2 separate regions of the Mus musculus genome follow, and region 2 is linked to region 1. The links are chromatin loops, found by intact Hi-C in ENCODE. Cell type or tissue: left cerebral cortex. All regions are shown on one strand.

Evidence for each region. Hi-C counts contacts between places; a loop is a spot of excess contacts. Peaks named below come from ENCODE experiments on the same cell type or tissue, not always from the same donor. Only the 100,000 strongest peaks of a DNase experiment are listed, where the experiment ranks them.
Region 2: it touches region 1 in a loop (11-fold over the local background); 35 of 42 quality-filtered maps call a loop at or near these places.

What each region holds. Positions count from the first base shown.
Region 1 is chr2:145,953,508-145,961,507 of GRCm38, forward strand. The region is part of intron 6 of Cfap61 (cilia and flagella associated protein 61); the gene reads left to right. Among named protein-coding and RNA genes, the nearest start is that of Cfap61, 23 kb to the left of the region's middle. In left cerebral cortex, a CTCF peak has its summit at 4,124 (motif pointing right); a DNase peak (open chromatin) is centred at 4,157.
Region 2 is chr2:146,411,062-146,419,061 of GRCm38, forward strand. Ralgapa2 (Ral GTPase activating protein, alpha subunit 2 (catalytic)) reads right to left here. Exons shown (of 41, transcript NM_001033348.3): 17 at 1,673-1,807; 18 at 985-1,098. Among named protein-coding and RNA genes, the nearest start is that of Ralgapa2, 97 kb to the right of the region's middle. In left cerebral cortex, CTCF peaks have their summits at 3,603 (motif pointing right) and 4,168 (motif pointing left); DNase peaks (open chromatin) are centred at 3,804 and 4,142; H3K27ac peaks cover 270 bases.

The sequences.
Region 1 (8,000 bases):
AGGAAGGGAGATAGAGGGAAAAAAATATATGTGCTGATTACCTCAGTCTTACGATGTATACAACCCATAAAGCTAGTCTGTAGAAATCAGGTTAGTGGTACCTATGATCCAACCGAATGTGAGACTGTGAGGGGGCAAGCAGGAATCGTGCAGGGGGCAGTTGGCCGTGAGAGTGCATTGGTGGGGGACATGTGCAGTTGTCCAAGCTCATCAAACTATATTCTGAAGATCATGCACCTTCTGATATCTTACCATGCCTCCCTGAAAAAATAAATAACTTAAAAGAAATAAAAGACTTCACAAACAAGGTGACCCCTTGAATTTGTCTGGGGAGCGGGGAGGGGGATGAATCACAATTCAACCAAAGGAGAGAGTGGGCAAAGGTGCGGAGGCAGGAAGTCCCTGGAATGGCTGTCACCAGGCCGATAGATAGGAGGGTATGGCTGCTTGCTTTTTCATGTGTGGCAGGAAGGGCAGGCCCCTGGGCAGGGACACCCTTAGCTGTTCAGGAAGTCACCTTCTTTAAGGACATTTTATTGATAACATATTCACAAATTGGCGGTTTTGGTTATTTCTTAAAATGAGAAATTCCCATAAATGAAAATTTTAGGATATTTTAGGAAATATAATAGTTATTATAACTTTATCTTAATTTTATTTTTAAAGCTCTCAGTTTTTCCCTGCCATTTTTACTATCTATTTGAAGGGTGGTTTCTCTTAGTTAATATTATTCTCAGATTTAGGGATTAGAATTATTTATAGCTCGGTACACATGCAAGTGCTGTTGACCTCCCTCACGCCCCACCCCCACCCCATATCTGTTCAGCATCCAAGGATTCAATCAAAATACTTCCTGCACAAACAACAGCAAAATGCACCGGCAGGCAGACTGCCTGCTTGCTGTGTGCAAGGTCCTGAATTCAGGCTCGAGTTTTGCAAAGAACTGTGAAACTCAGATAAAAATCCGAACCAAGATCAGAGTCTTGATCTTGCCAGGGATTGAACTCTGGGTTGTCAGCAAGCATCGTTGCTCGCTGTGCCTTCTTACTGGCCCTCCAAAGTTCTTGTTGTTTGGTTTTTGTTTTTGTTTGTTTGTTTGTTTTGTTTTTTACATATAGTTAGTATACTCATTTGGATATTATGAATTATCATTTTCCAGAGGAATAGTAAGACTTACTCATGTTCTCCAAGACATTTTTTTTTCCATTAGAAAAGTTGTTTATAAATACAGTGCTCAAAGTGCCATGCACACGAGCAGCCTATCAAAATGATCCATTTTTTATTCCTTTTAGTAAGGTAATTTCTTTGTGGACATACTCCCTGGTACCCTCCCTCCTGTTGAGGATATAGGTAAACAGGAGAAAAGACAAAAGCTGTCCTCAGTCTAGCACCTGGCTCCTAGGCAGCTGTGATAAAATACCCTGACAAAGCAAATTAAGGGGAAAAGATCCTTCTAGTTCACAGTTGAAGACTACAGCCAGGCGTGGCAAAGTAAGGCAGCAGGGGCTTGAAGCAGTGGTTACACTGTAACAGAAGACAGCAGGAACTCCTGTTACTGCCTGGCTCTCTTTCTAGGTTTATACAATCCAGGATCCCAGTTAGGGAATGGTGCCACCCACTGTGGGCAGGGCTTCCTACCTCCATAAATATAATCAAGATAACCTTCTCCAGCTGTGTCCAGAGACTAACCTAACCTGGATAGTCTCTCACAGCTGTGACCAGAGAGTTACCTTTCAATGATGCTAGAGATATTGTCAAGTTGATAGTACTAACCCTCAATTACAGCAATCGATAGTTCCTATCCCATCTCAATTTCTCCCTTGGCTTCTCATCCTCTCCTTTTCTTTCTTTCTTTTTTCCCATTTTCCTCTCTTAAGACTTTGTAGCATGGGCTATGGCCTTCCAGTGGGGGCCCACAAAGCTAGAAATAAACCTTTAGATAACTTGTCGTGATCATCAGCCTTTGATGGCTTAACTGTTCTGTTTGCTCACACCACAGAAAATCCGAAGGACCAAATCCCAAGGGGGATGTTGTCCCAGTGTAAAGAGACGAGGAGGGGGCATATGCAATAAGAGGAGGGCACAGTAGTGAGTTCAGGTGGAGACAGTGACACAGACAATGCTTTTGCCTGAAGAAGGTATAGAAATGTAGGGCTGGAGAGATGGCTCGGCGGTTAAGAGCACTGACTGCTCTTCCAAAGGTCCTGAGTTCAAATCCCAGCAGCCACATGGTGGCTCACAACCATCTGTAATGAGATCTGACTCCCTCTTCTGGAGTGTCTGAAGACAGCTACAGTGTACTCACATGTATTAAATAAATAAATTAAAGAAAAAAAAAAAGAAATGTAACGTTTTTAAAACCCCCTATCCAAAATGAACAGATTGGAGTTTTAGAACTTGTGGGTCTAAAATCTTGAAACTTTGTGTGGACCCTACCCCCTTAAGAGCACTAGAAACACAAAGGCATTATTGCACAGCGTGGTGGAGTAGGCGTGGCCGCACGCCTCTTAAGCCACCACATTACTCTTATTTTCTCCACATTTGACATCTGTTTCATCAGTAGCCACTTGCACTGATAATTAATGGTGATGAACACAGTTCTTAAGACAGTAAACCAGGGAAGGGTTTGGGGATGTAATTAGCCCTCCGCTATTTAACTAGCAACATATTCAGAACCAAATGAATGAACACCGTAATCCCTTCTCCTGTCTCTTTGATTTAGCCGCGTGGAAAACGATGCTGTAATCTGCCCTTCTACTCAGACACTAATTAAGGAAGTTACTCTTCCCTGTCTTTCATTATGTTGGAAACAAAGCAAAGCTGCTACTGGACACACCTTTAAAAACTACAGTGTGCTCAATTAATCTTCGGTGGTGGACGTGAGATGTTCCCGGCTTAGAAAGACTGGCTTGGCCTTGGAGCGGTGGTGGTAGAGGGGTTTCTTTTCCGGGTCCTTGTGGGTTTAAGGAAGACTAAGTCAAGAGAAGGGTTATATGCTGTCTGGTAGTGTTGTGAAGTAGCTTGAGGTTTCCTGCCTGGCATCCTGCCTATTTAAAGATGACTACAGTTAATCATGTGGACTCAAATAGATGAAAATTTTCTTTATCAGGAGAGAGGAAATCAGGAGCTCTGTAAATGTTTTAGGAGATAAAGATGTGTTCAGATTTGATTGTTACAGTTGCACACTTGTACCAAAATCATCACACACATCTCACAAGTGTGTATCATTTGTATTAATACAAATTTAAGACTTTAACCTTTAAAAGGCAAAAAGAAAACATTTAAAACAAGCTTTTTTGTTTTGTTTTGTTTTTAAAAACGACCTTTCTCAAGGCCAGCTTGGCCCACAAATTAAGTTCCATGAAAGCCAGGGTTGTTACACAAACCCAACCAAACGAAACCAAACCAAAAAACCCAAACAACAACAAAGACCTACCTTTCATTTCCTGAGGCAGTTACTTTTTAATAGACAAAGTTCTGAATGTATGTCCCTGCACCATGTGCATACCTGGTACCAGAAGAAGGCATTGGGTCCACTGGAGCTGGAGTTCCAGATGGTGGTGAGCAATGGTGTAGTTGCTGGGAATTGAACCCGGGTCCTCTGGGAGAGCAGCCAGCACTCCTAACCACTGAGCCACCCCTCCAGCCCCAGAAGTTAGTTTTACGAGACATTTGATGGTCTCACGCTTTTTTCCAGTTTGACTTCTAAGCAGCTCCTGGGGATTTGATGTTTTGACCTCTAAGTTAAGAGGATCCAGGCCCATTTTAAAAGGAAATGTAGAACAATTACAGCATTTAGCCGGGGCTTTTCTTGTGCCCCGGGAAATTTGTCACCAGTCCCCCTGCCAGACATGGTTTGGTGGACAGTCCTCCAGGAGCTGTAGATTGCCTTTGTCAAGATTGGCACATGGACCCCAGCGGTCTGGATGATGGGAACTTACATGGCCTGCTGCATGCTTTGAAGCCCTTCTAATCACTCAGAACGTCTGGAATTTTAAAATCCACCTCACTTAAAAAGATCACATTTTCCAATGATCCGAAGTTAACTGACTCTAAACACCAGTTTTAAAGTTCTAGAAAGGACCATGTAAAGGATGGAAGTTAATTTCCATAAGAAGACCACTAGAGGGCACAAGAGATCTTGGAAAGGAAAGGGTACTTCTCCCGCCTCCGCTGCAAGAGGATGAAAAAGAAACATATAGTTGGCAACAACTTTTATGTTGCCCTGTCCTATGTTGAGACACTGTTCTTGATGAAAGCATGATGTGACAAAGCAAGCTGTATTCTTTAGAACTAAATTGGATTCTTCCTTTTTTTTTTCAAATACACTACAGTAAAATGTATTTGTGACATTTAAAGTAGCAACTTCTTTTAATAGTATATTTTTAAGTCTAACTGGAGAGTGCAGCCTCTTTAGATAAAGAAGAAGCTTTGAGGCCAGCAGAAGGGTCTGGGACGTTTCTTGGACATGCAGGCTGCCTTTGTGCTGTTCTCGCCGAGCTGGGGTAATATTTCCCACCTGAGGATTTGCACAGTGACCTGGCTAGCAGCCTGTGTTACACACATCTCTCTGCCTCAAGGGAAGCCAGCCTGTGCCTTCCCTCTAGAATGCTGGTTATAGAGAAAGGACAAGATGTTGCAGCCATGAAGCAGTCTGCGAAACTGTCACCAAGAGGCTTGACCGGGTTGCTAAGAAGAGTTCTTGGGCTCTAGGGTGCCACCATGTACCTCCTGGCGAGGTGACATAGTGAAGGATGAATATGTTCGTCTTCCGGAAGGCTGGTTAGAGCCACCACACAGGGCATTCTTAGTTTTGCCACGCCCTAAGTTTGAAAGATACACAAATTGCCAAGTGAGTATCTTTGCCAGCCTATTGGTTGTAAGGCTTGAATTCAGCTCCATTTTTTTTGGGGGGGGGTGGGGATCTGGCATGTTTTTCAGGGTCTGATGGACACTTGAGTGCCCAAAAAGAGAACAAGTCTGTCTGGGCTAGACCTTCTGTTCTCCTAAAAGTAAAGTATTTTATAGTTGATAGCGCTGACCAGCACATGAATTCTCCACCCAAGCAGCACTCTGAATGAACATACAAAGGAATGGCTGCTTTTCAGAACTCTGTTTCTAGTCTTCTTTGTGCTGATGGAGTTATTAACCCCAGATTGGTCATCACCATGGGGATGGGATACACCCTGCAAATGGCAGGGTGGGGCGCCCAGTAAACTTGCCACCCTCGCTCACAGTGAGACGGGGCTGTCCTCTCGTCTGACCCCGGTAGGCAGTGCTCACAGCTTTAGAGTGCTGGCTCTTGGAGATTTTGCTGCATGGATGGTTCTCCTTAGCCGAGGTGTTCTTTCTGTGAGGCAGGCCTTTGTCATATGCCATTTGAGACTTTGAGGCTGATGTCATCCATTATCATTAGCGCTAAGGATGATGCAAGATCTTAAATTATCGATTACCCCAAGGAATGCATTTAGTATGTTGAGCAAGTTCCTCTATCCATTTTGGAGACGGGCTTAAGGGACAGTGTTCAGAACTCCAAGCTTTGGATGTTTGCTTCTTGTTTTTTTCCCAGGAGAGTTGCTATTAAGGTCCGATTTTGGACAGCTTTGTTATGTGCAGTGGAAGGTTCACGGCTAGGCTCAGGGCTCGCTGTCTCTCCAGATCTTTATTCCTGATTTTAATATTGAGTATTATTTGTTTTAGTTTAAGATTATGAATATGTGTTTCTTCGCCGTATGAAACATTTACAAACACACACACATATACACACTCATGAAAACTCAGAGCTACAATTTTATTAAGTACATATATAAATATACACTATATAATGATCAAATCTATGTACATCAATGTAGTTAACATCACCATCTCAAATTATTTTTTTCTTCTGTTTTGTTTTTGAGACAGGAATTCATTATGTAGCATTGACTGTCCTCTAACTCACTATGTAGACCAGGGTGGCTTGGAACTCATGGAAATCTGTCTGCTGTCCCCATATGCTACCCTGTGCTGGGCTTAAAGTCATACACCACCATACTCAGTCTCAAACTTTAAAAAAAAATGGTTTCATTTATTCTTTGAGAATTTCACATAGTCTATTTTGATCATATCCATTTCTCTCCTGCAACTCTTACCCAACTCTTGTATTCTCTCTCCCTCGCTCCCTCCCTCCTCCTCCCCCCTTTCAGCCTAGTTGTCTAGTTTATGTTGGCTGACTACTCCTGGGTGTGAGGCTTTCCCCAGGAGTCTCACTCGTTGAAGAAAACTGATACTGCCCCCCACCCTGGCACCCCAGCTGCAGTTGAGTGAAGCTAGCTCCTCAGCTAGGGGAGGGACTTTGTGCCCACTTTCTCTCTCCTATGGCTGGGATTTTTGTCCTGCAAACCTTGTGTAGGTCTTACGCATGCCCTTACAATCTTCATGAGTTGATATATGTACATTTGTCTTGTGTCTGAAAATCGCTGCTCTCTTGAAGTCACCTCCCACTTCTGGCTTTTACAGTCTTTCTGACAGCACTTCCACAGAGATCCCTGAGCCTCGAGGGAAGAGATAGAACACAGATATTCCATTTGGGGCAGAGCCTTCTGATGTCAGCTGTGCTCTGTACACTGACCAGTTGTGTTTCTGTGCTAACTGCCGTCTACTGCAAGGAGCGTCTCTGAGGAGGGTTGAGCTGTGCACTGAATCAGGCTCTGGGTTCAGACTCCTGGCCTAGAGGAATACTTTGTATTAACTGTGTACTTGGCTTTCTTACATTGATAGCTGTCTTAATCCACTTGCCTTAGTTAGTACTCTATTGCTGTGAAGAGTCACCACGACCATGGCAGTTCTTATAAAGGAAAACATTTAGCTGGGGGCTTGCTTCTAGTTTCAGAGGCTTAGTCCATTACCAACATGGCATGTAGCGTGGTGGCAGGCATGGCAGGCATGGTGCTGGTGAGGAGCTGAGAGCTACAGGCAGAAACAGCAGCACTGAGCATAGCAGGAGCTTCTTGAAATTTCCATGCCAGTTTTAAACTTCCAATCGCCCAGTGACACATCTACTCCAACCAGGCCACACCTCCTAATCCTCCTCAAGTAGTGCCACTCCCTGGTGACTAAGATCCAAATCTATGAATCTCTGGGCCCATTCTTCTTCAAACCACCATGCCACTTAAAAATGATTAGAAAATTAAATTATTTTTTCCAGTCATGAAAAATAACATATGAATATGCATTGGTAGAACCTTAAATTTTGGTAAAATGCTCTAAAAATGGAACTAGAGGCTACTTTCTTTTTTAAAAAATGTTATTTTTTTTTCGGAACAGTATCATCCAGGATTCTTTTTACAGGAAAAAAAGCCTCTTGTAGAGAGAAGCCCTTTTTTGCAGGTTAAGAGGGAAGGGAATAGAGTGTTCTAGGTTCTTTCTTTGCTGAGGGTGTGAGGCCTCACACAGAGAACAAACACTTGCTGAGAGGCTGCCATGGTGCAGGGAGCCGGCTACAGCACATCCTTGCTGCCACCTCACTGCGAGCTCTCAGGGTTCTCACCCCACTCCTTTCTTAACTGAGAAAACTAAGTCTTGACAGTGAAGTACCTTTGCAGGCTTCTCAGCAGGCCGCTGCAGAAGGAGAAGGAGGAGGGTTTTGCATTGAGCTACGTCCTCAGTAGCATCTCTTCCTGGGAATCTGCAAGGCGTGTTGACCAGGGTTCATCTTCCAGCTCTTATGTATGCCTTTCCCTTTGCTATTTGACTGTTTGGTATTTGGTATAGGTCTCTTCTTAGCTCTGAGGTCTGAGTCGCTGGGGCTTTTTGTTTGTTTTGTTTTTGTTTTGAGTCAGGGGTCTCACTGTATATTCCTGGCTGACCTGGGGCTCACTATGTAGTCCAGGCTGCCCTTGAACTCACAGAGCTCAGCTTGCCTTTACCTCCCGAGTGCCAAGATGAAAGGTGTGCATCACCATACTCAGCTGATGTTTTTGTTTTGTAGCCCAGGTGGTGATGGGGATTGTGCATGCCAG
Region 2 (8,000 bases), 460 kb after region 1:
TGGGGAATCGGCTGCAAGTTCAGGGCCAGCCTGGGCCAATGGAATCCCTTAGACAAGCAAGCAATGCTGTGTGAGCTCTTCGGGAAGGAAGCACACTGCCCTGCACACTAGACCACTGGAGCTTCTCTTCTCTCAGGTAAACTTTGTTAAAACTTTAAAGGATTAAAATTTTGTCTTAGAGGAAAGCCCCAAGAAACTGGTGCATTCTCCCAAATATTTAAGGCAACTTTTTTTCATTGTTTGTTTCTCCTGATAGTCCAAAATTAAACTCAGGGCTTCCTGTATACTAGGCAAGTATTCTACCACAACATATATATTCATGTTCCTAATGATCAACACAAAACACTTGAAAGAACAGAAAGTTTTCAGATAACATATTTTCTCATCTTTATCTTTGTTACAATATCTTATTTCAGGGGAGTTTCTAAGGAAAGTTTTCCCCCCTCATCTGCTAACTCTACTATCAGAAGACACAGGAGAACCGGTGACAAACAAGACAGGCTGTTTTCTGACTGACTCATGGGACTAGAGTGGAATGGCTGGCGCATTCACAGACACTGTGCCCACTGAGATTTGTTTTTTCACTGTAAGATACACTAGCACTGTCTGCAGCTTCAGTAACGACTGACTGTCTCCTCACCTTCCACACCCTGTTGCCGCAGAAAGCTAGAGAAACCTTTTAGAGTGTGCTCTAAAAGGGCGCCTTCCCACCTCAGTGGGGTCTGTGAGCAGCTAATAACCCTGCACACAGCTGACCAGCTTTCGTTCCCATTCCAACCCCTCCAGCTCTTCCCATAGCCCGGACCCCCTGCCTCTCATGCTTTCTTTCTGCCTCAGGCCTTACTTAGTGTCTTTCCTCTGGGAACTCTCTATCCCTCCTATTCCAGTCACTTCCGACTCCTCTCTAGATCCCAGGCTATTGAATAGCAACCCAGTTTCACTTCCAGAAGTCACATTCTTAAGGTCAAATCAAAAGGTAAATACCTGCACTGGGGAGACGGCTCAAAGGTAAAGGGCCAGCTGTGCAAGCATGAGGACCAGAGCTCTGATCCCCAGAAGTCGTGGAAAAAGCAGGATGAGGCAACATGGGGCTGTAACCTGGGGCAGGGCAGAGACAAGAGCTTCTTTAGAGCTCACTGGTAAGCTTTCAAAGATCAGCAAAACGTTTCACCTCTAAATAAATGAATACGATGGAAGTCATCAAGGAAAGATAACACAAGTCAACCTTTGGACTCCAGACTCGCACATATACACACTAGCAACACATACACCTACTACCTACCTACCTACCTTCCTTCCTTCCTTCCTTCCTTCCTTCCTTCCTTTCCTTCCTTCCTTCCTTCCTTCCTCCCTCCCTCCCTCCCTCCCTCCCCTTCTCTCTCTCTCTCTCTCTCTCTCTCTCTCTCTGTCTCATTTAGAATAAATGTAATAAGCAATACTACCTGCTGCTTATCCCCATCCCAAGACAAAACCTATGGCTTTGTACTAATAACTGAGGACTCAGTCACAATTAGTCTCTGTACTTGGGAGGCAGAGACAGGAGGGACCTGCAAGTTCGAGGTCAGCCTAGTCAACAAACTGAGTCTTGGGCCTGCCACAGAAAAAGAGGGAGACCCTGTCCTCACAATTAATCCACCAGTTAAGCAAGCAACCGAAGCTTCCACATACATACCTTGAGAGGAGTCTGAGTACAAGCGCTCAGTGATGTCAGAGGTGCTGCTGCTCCGGGGCACCTGCTGCTGTCCTACCACAAGATAGTCACAGTCGGCTGCGGCGGTGCTCTCTGCCTGCTGGAACTCCTCCACTTCTGAAAGCATTAACACAAAACACCCAGGACTGGGGGTGGAGACTATCCAGACCATTTCACACTTAACTGATTTCAAACCCTAAGTTTCAGATTTCTCTTTAGAAACTAGACCGTAAGGTGATCTGCGTGCACATCATCCAACTTCCTGCTCCTTATCAGTAACACTCCACGCCGTGAGGGAGTTTTTCTTAATTCTAGTTAACCTTTTGTTTTCCAGGTGAAGGAAGGGAGCAAGAGAAAATGATAACTCTGAGTCATTTGAAATCTCCCAGCAGGAAGGAAAGACTCAGCCGTGTAGGAAGTGCATAGATAAATAAGTAATACTTGAGGAGAGCACAACACTAAACTAAGATGAAAGGAAACAGGAATCCCAACTGGACCAGCTCTTCTAATAGATAATGTACAATGTGCAAAGTAAAGTGCTAGTTAATACTCAGATTACAATGTACAAAGCTGAACTAGTCACTAAGCACAAACATCATCTACATGGTATAAAGTGGAAAGCCAAAGATGAGCACTCAACATTAGATAACCTTGCTAATACTTTACATCCTCTACTCCCTTGGAGAATGGGTCCCCTTGTAGCCATTTCTAAAGTGCACAGTTCATTTGAATCTTTTAGAACCAGTCATGGAACCCTACCCCCTCCCCTTCCACTCCCAGCCCCAGGATTGTATCACCTTCTGCCTAGGTCATTTGAGTAGTCTGATAACTAGTCACTGGCTCCTTCTGTTTGCTATTTTCTACATGGCTGTCAGAGAGGCCCCTCATTTTAATGAAGGTGTGACTGTCTACCATCACTCAACTCTGTGCTCACCTGCACTGTGTCACCCCTACCTCACATACCGATCCCTACTCACAGTGCAGGAGTTCCCACTCTCTGTAGCCTCAGCAACACTGATCCTCTTGGCACCTGCTTCCTTCTTCCTCCTGCTCCACACTCCCCTCTGCTAATCTCAGCCCTGTTCTCTGCCTGTCATGCCCATGCTGCCCCAAGCATGTATACCTCTTGTTCTACATCCTGCATGCAAAGCCACTGCTCAGCTCCAAACTCACTGATGAGGTAGAAAAAAACAACTTCATATCCCATGTCACCATGTTTTCCAAAAATGAAAAAAATAAATCAGTTAGAGCCTTACTACATTTTAAACAGAGAGCTCCCAAGCTCTGTCTGTATTAGCTACACTGACTATGTCACCTGGTTGCTCAGCTGAAATGGAGAGTCACTGCCAATGGGTGATGCTCACCCCATGTGAAGTCCTCCCACCTGCATATAAGCCACAGTAAAGGTTCACTCCAGCCGAGGAGATGTGTGAACACAGGATGACTCTGAGATTTCCACAAATGATTGCTGCTCTGCTTTTTTCTACCCAAATGAAAATTCCATTTTCTACTACACTAGTACATTACAAGGCCTCAAAACTATGAGCTTTGTGTGAGTCGTCATTATGAATCAAAGTTCCAACTAGACCATAGTTTAAAGATGGATGATAATGGGAACCTGAGAAAAAAGACAGGCCAATATGGCATGAAGGGGCAGTCTCATCTTTCTCAGGTCATCTTTGCCTTCTCTTGAGTATTTTTCCATAGAAGTCACACAAGGCTTATGCACACACTGCAGTCTACCCATACAAAGCAAAGACTAGGCTCTTTTCACAGGTCTGCTAGAATATTTAGCCCCAGGTCCCTACACTCTAGGGCCAGGCCTTCCGGTTATCTTCTTACTCTATATCACAAGATGGTGAAATGATACTACTCTATTTGTCATTCCTGTATCAGTAGAGGGAGCCCAAGAGCTTCCAAACTTCCTGAAAAATAATTGGCCAAAAATAATTGTGGACAGAGGGAAGAGAGGGTTTTTTTTCTTTTCTCTGAAGCCTGGTGCCAAATACTGGTGGATGCCAGTTTCTGAGTTCTGAGCAGAAGTAAATAAGAACTGAGCCAACTCTGGCAGCATCTTTGTAAAGATAAAGAACATCGCCATCTGGTGGGATGCAACACAGCCACAGCACCATGGCTTCCAAATTAGAGTGTCCCCACTGGTCCTCAGCACAGCAGACGGAGGACACAGAGCCTGCTACCACCAGCTGTCTGCCTTCCCAAAAGGCAGGCCTAATACATCTTTTAAGGCTTTGTTTTTGCAAAACTGTTAAGAGGGACTTCTCAGATGGAGAAAATCCAAGCCTGCAGAAAGAACTGGAAATGGCAGGAATGGAAGAATGGGCGAGAGAAGCGGAAGGAAAGGAACAGCCACATTCCTTGCTGTGTGTTACACTGTATTCAGCGAGAGCTCTATACAAGGGACAGGAGAATGATGGTTTAACACCTTTTCCTTCCTAATGGGTCTCGGGCTCCCTCTGCTGGCACGATGTTGTTGAAGAAAGTTCATGTTGGGCTGAGGCTGCTCCCATTCTACTGTGTCCATCTGAGTGGCTTTTTTTTTTTTAACTAATGAAAATGATTTTCCTACTGATGTAAAATGTAAAGACACAGGATTTCCTTTCAAACAAACAAAAAAAATGACATCTGAGTTACAAAACAATTGTGCAATAAATTTAGATTTGATGCATCCTGTTTTAAATGTCACACAATTTTTGTTTAAATCACTTTGAAGAACAGAATTCTGCCTCAGACTCAGTTCATTTATCCTCTGTGAAGTCTAATAACACTCGATCAAAAGCACTAACTTTCCTGTCTCTTGAGGATGTAGTTTCTCAACACCATTCCTAACCCACTGTTTTCTAAAGCTCCACTAAAACCATCAGCAAAATGATCATAAGGATTCGTGGCTTTTACCCCCACTGAGAAGAGTCAGCATGACTGAAGTAAATGTGTATGTTCTGCAGCTAACTTCTATTTTCTCCAGATGTCTGTCTACTTTTCATTCACTCTTTAATTACAGACTTCCTTATTTCATCTTATTAAATAAGCAAAAATTCTATGTTCCATTTATCCCTCATGCAAGGATGCACAAGCACAATTAGAATGTAAGGTCCTAGTTTAAAAAATACCACTGGTGATACCAACTTGATCTCACAAAAGCCCAGGAGATGCTTTCCATTTAGCACTCTCCATGTCCACAAGGTCCTGCTTCCTGAGAGTAAGTTAGTCCAGGTCCTAACTGGAAGAACTTCCATGGAGCTTGTGGAAAGACAGAGAGGCAGCTCAGCAAGGCCTCCCCTTAGGTCCCATATACTGGGATAAAGGAAGACAGTCTATCTGCTAGTTATAACCATTACAACATTCCCAAAAGAAAAAAGAAAAATCTACCCTTGCATAGCATGCAAATGCTACAGACTGATAAATGTCCCAACAGAGAAAAAAGTAACACTGCAAGACAAGCGGGAGGGACTGTTTTCAAGAAAAAGAGAGGGGACTCCCCAGCTGTCACAACTACTCCCAAGGTGCACAGATTTCTCCCTACTCATATTAATGGAAGTGGGTCATTTTGACTCTCCCCAAATTTAAACACCATTTGCTTCCCACACCTCCAGATCTACTACCATTGCTTCTATTATTACAATTCTGGTGGGTTGACTCACACAGATTAGAAACCAAAACAAAGACTTCTGCCATAATAAAAACAAAACTAGCAACCACTGACACAGTGAAACTAAAAGAAAAGCAAAAAACAAAAAACCTCAACTTGTAGCCAGCAAGAAGGAGAACTGAAATGACTTACTTATCATTTAGCTGCAGCTTAGCAGTAGATCGCCATCCACTCAGAGGTACATCAGAACACAAACCATGCTGCAAATTACCAGCCAAGTAGAATGGCTACTCACTTCTCTCAGCCTAGTCTACTCACGGGACAGTCACAAAGGACAATGGTATCACACTAACTAATAAAGCACACCTGGAGTCAGACTGAGAAGGCACTCATTACTGTACCTGTCACATCAAATGGCAGTAGCAGTTTGTCCTTAAAGTCACCCTGCTATAAAATCAGTGAAGATGGCAGAGATAGGGAGACACAGACCTGCTCCAGCCTGCTCCACTTTACAGGGCTATTTGCCCATCTGCACAATAGATCCTTAGGTCTGACCATCTTCTGGTCTAGGCTGCTTCCAGTGAGGATATTGAGTAGGATCTCTGGCTTCTACCTACCAGACAACCAAAAATGTCTCCAGATGTTGCCAAATCATTCCTAGTTGAGAGTCACTGCAGAAAGTCACTCAATTTCTGCTGGTGCCATGTACACACACACACACACACACACACACACACACGAAGAATTTGAGTGAATGAAAATATAACTCTGAATAAGAACAAAACTTTTACAAATGAAGAGATATTAATAGGAAGAATTTTTTTTTTCTGAGAACATATTCCAGAAAAACAAGTAAAAAAAACTTAAATGTAACAGTACGGAAATAAAATAGAGAAAGAAATAAAACTTTTTACATTAAAGATTTCTTTTTGGTGTCAATTAGCCAAATACCTAGCAAATTCTTTCCAATGCCTCATTCATCACCTCTAAGAAGATGCCTTTCCTGGACAAGCTGATCCGCAAGCATTTACTGCTCAGCAGCCACTCACCTGAGAGTCCCCCTCCGATGCCAGCAGCCTCACTGTTTTCACACTCAGTGTTTACTAAAGAGAGTTTCTAAGCAACATTATAGTCCCCATTCTCAGTTAAAACTAACTTCTTTCCTCATGGTATTTTACTTCAGCTTTGATTTTATTTTGCCAAACTACAATGGTGCTACAGTGTCTGAGCTATAGAAACTGTACTCACACTATCTCCAGTACTGAAAACATCTTAATCTATATCTATATTCAGAACATAAAAGGAACATGAAAACATTTCCCTCTTAAGATATAATTCACCTTAAAATCACTGAAAAATATCTCTTTGTAGATTTAATTATTCAACACATAAAATAAATTCCCTTTGAGAAGTGACTAGGCAAAACATGAGAAAACTAATTTTTGGTATTACAACACCCTCCTTTGTAACTGGCACAACAGTGATTACACACAGTGGTAGGACACAGTGTGGCATCTTGATGCATGGACAATGTGGGAGAAGTGACATTGGAGCAGGATAACTCATGTACCTATTACCCTCTCATTTACGTGACAAGCTCATTCAAAATGCCCTACTCAGGCCATTACAAGATATACAATAGATTATTACTAACTCTATTCACATTGCTGTGCTAGAGAAAAAAATACACATAAACTTAATCCAGTTGAATTAACTGGGTGAAGTCTAAGAACAAATGTTTTGAAAATTAGCACTGGTTAGTGTTTTTTGTTTTTGTTTTTTTTTTAATTAAAATCTCTATTACAGCCATGAATCTGATAACTAGCAGGATTGTAGAATTTTTGACTACCTAATAGCTACTAAACATGAACTACACAAAAACAACAATTAATATTTTTTGAAATTTAGCACAAGTGCAACAGACACCTTCTGAGTGTGACTGGGGGTGGCAGGAGGGAGAAGCCAGGGGGTGTGGACGGACACATGAGACAACAGTACAGTACCTGACAGCCTGTGAGAGCAAGAGGAGTAAGAGAGACCAGGTAAGAGAGCGCTCACGGTATGGAGGAGGAGCGGGACGCTTTTAGTAGCAGGCAAAGCCTCAGAGAGGTGGACACAGTTGCTGATAGACTGGCTTCGCTTAGCTTCCAGGAGAGATAAAGTAACATTATATCAGAGCACATCAAGAGCTTTTTCCACTTCTAAGTTCTTAAGGTGCTGCGTTCCCCCAAACATTTAAAGGAAGCCATTTTAGGCTTTAAAGAAATCAATAAAATGAGAGAACTAAATCACAGTCTCTAAATACAGCCAACCTTGCAGCCAAACACTGATGACTTAGAATGGTTATTCCACAAAAAGAACTAGTTTCATTTAAGAATGCTTCCTTTTGCTGCTGTGTATCAGAGAGCATCAGAATGATGTCTGGTTGCTTGCTCAGCATCATCATTATTACATTATCAACACATTAGTATCTCTTCCTAAAGGATACACATACAAAGACCACAGTGAGAAAAGGAAAATCTGGTCCAAGACAGAAATTTTTCTATTACATCATAAATAATTCAGAAATTGATTTACTGAGAGCCGAGTGTATTTAAAAGCTAATCATTTAGCATTTAGTATACAAGATATCCCCAAAGCTCATAAATATATGACTCAGTTATACATTTTATTTGATATACATGAAACCTATCTTTTTATATT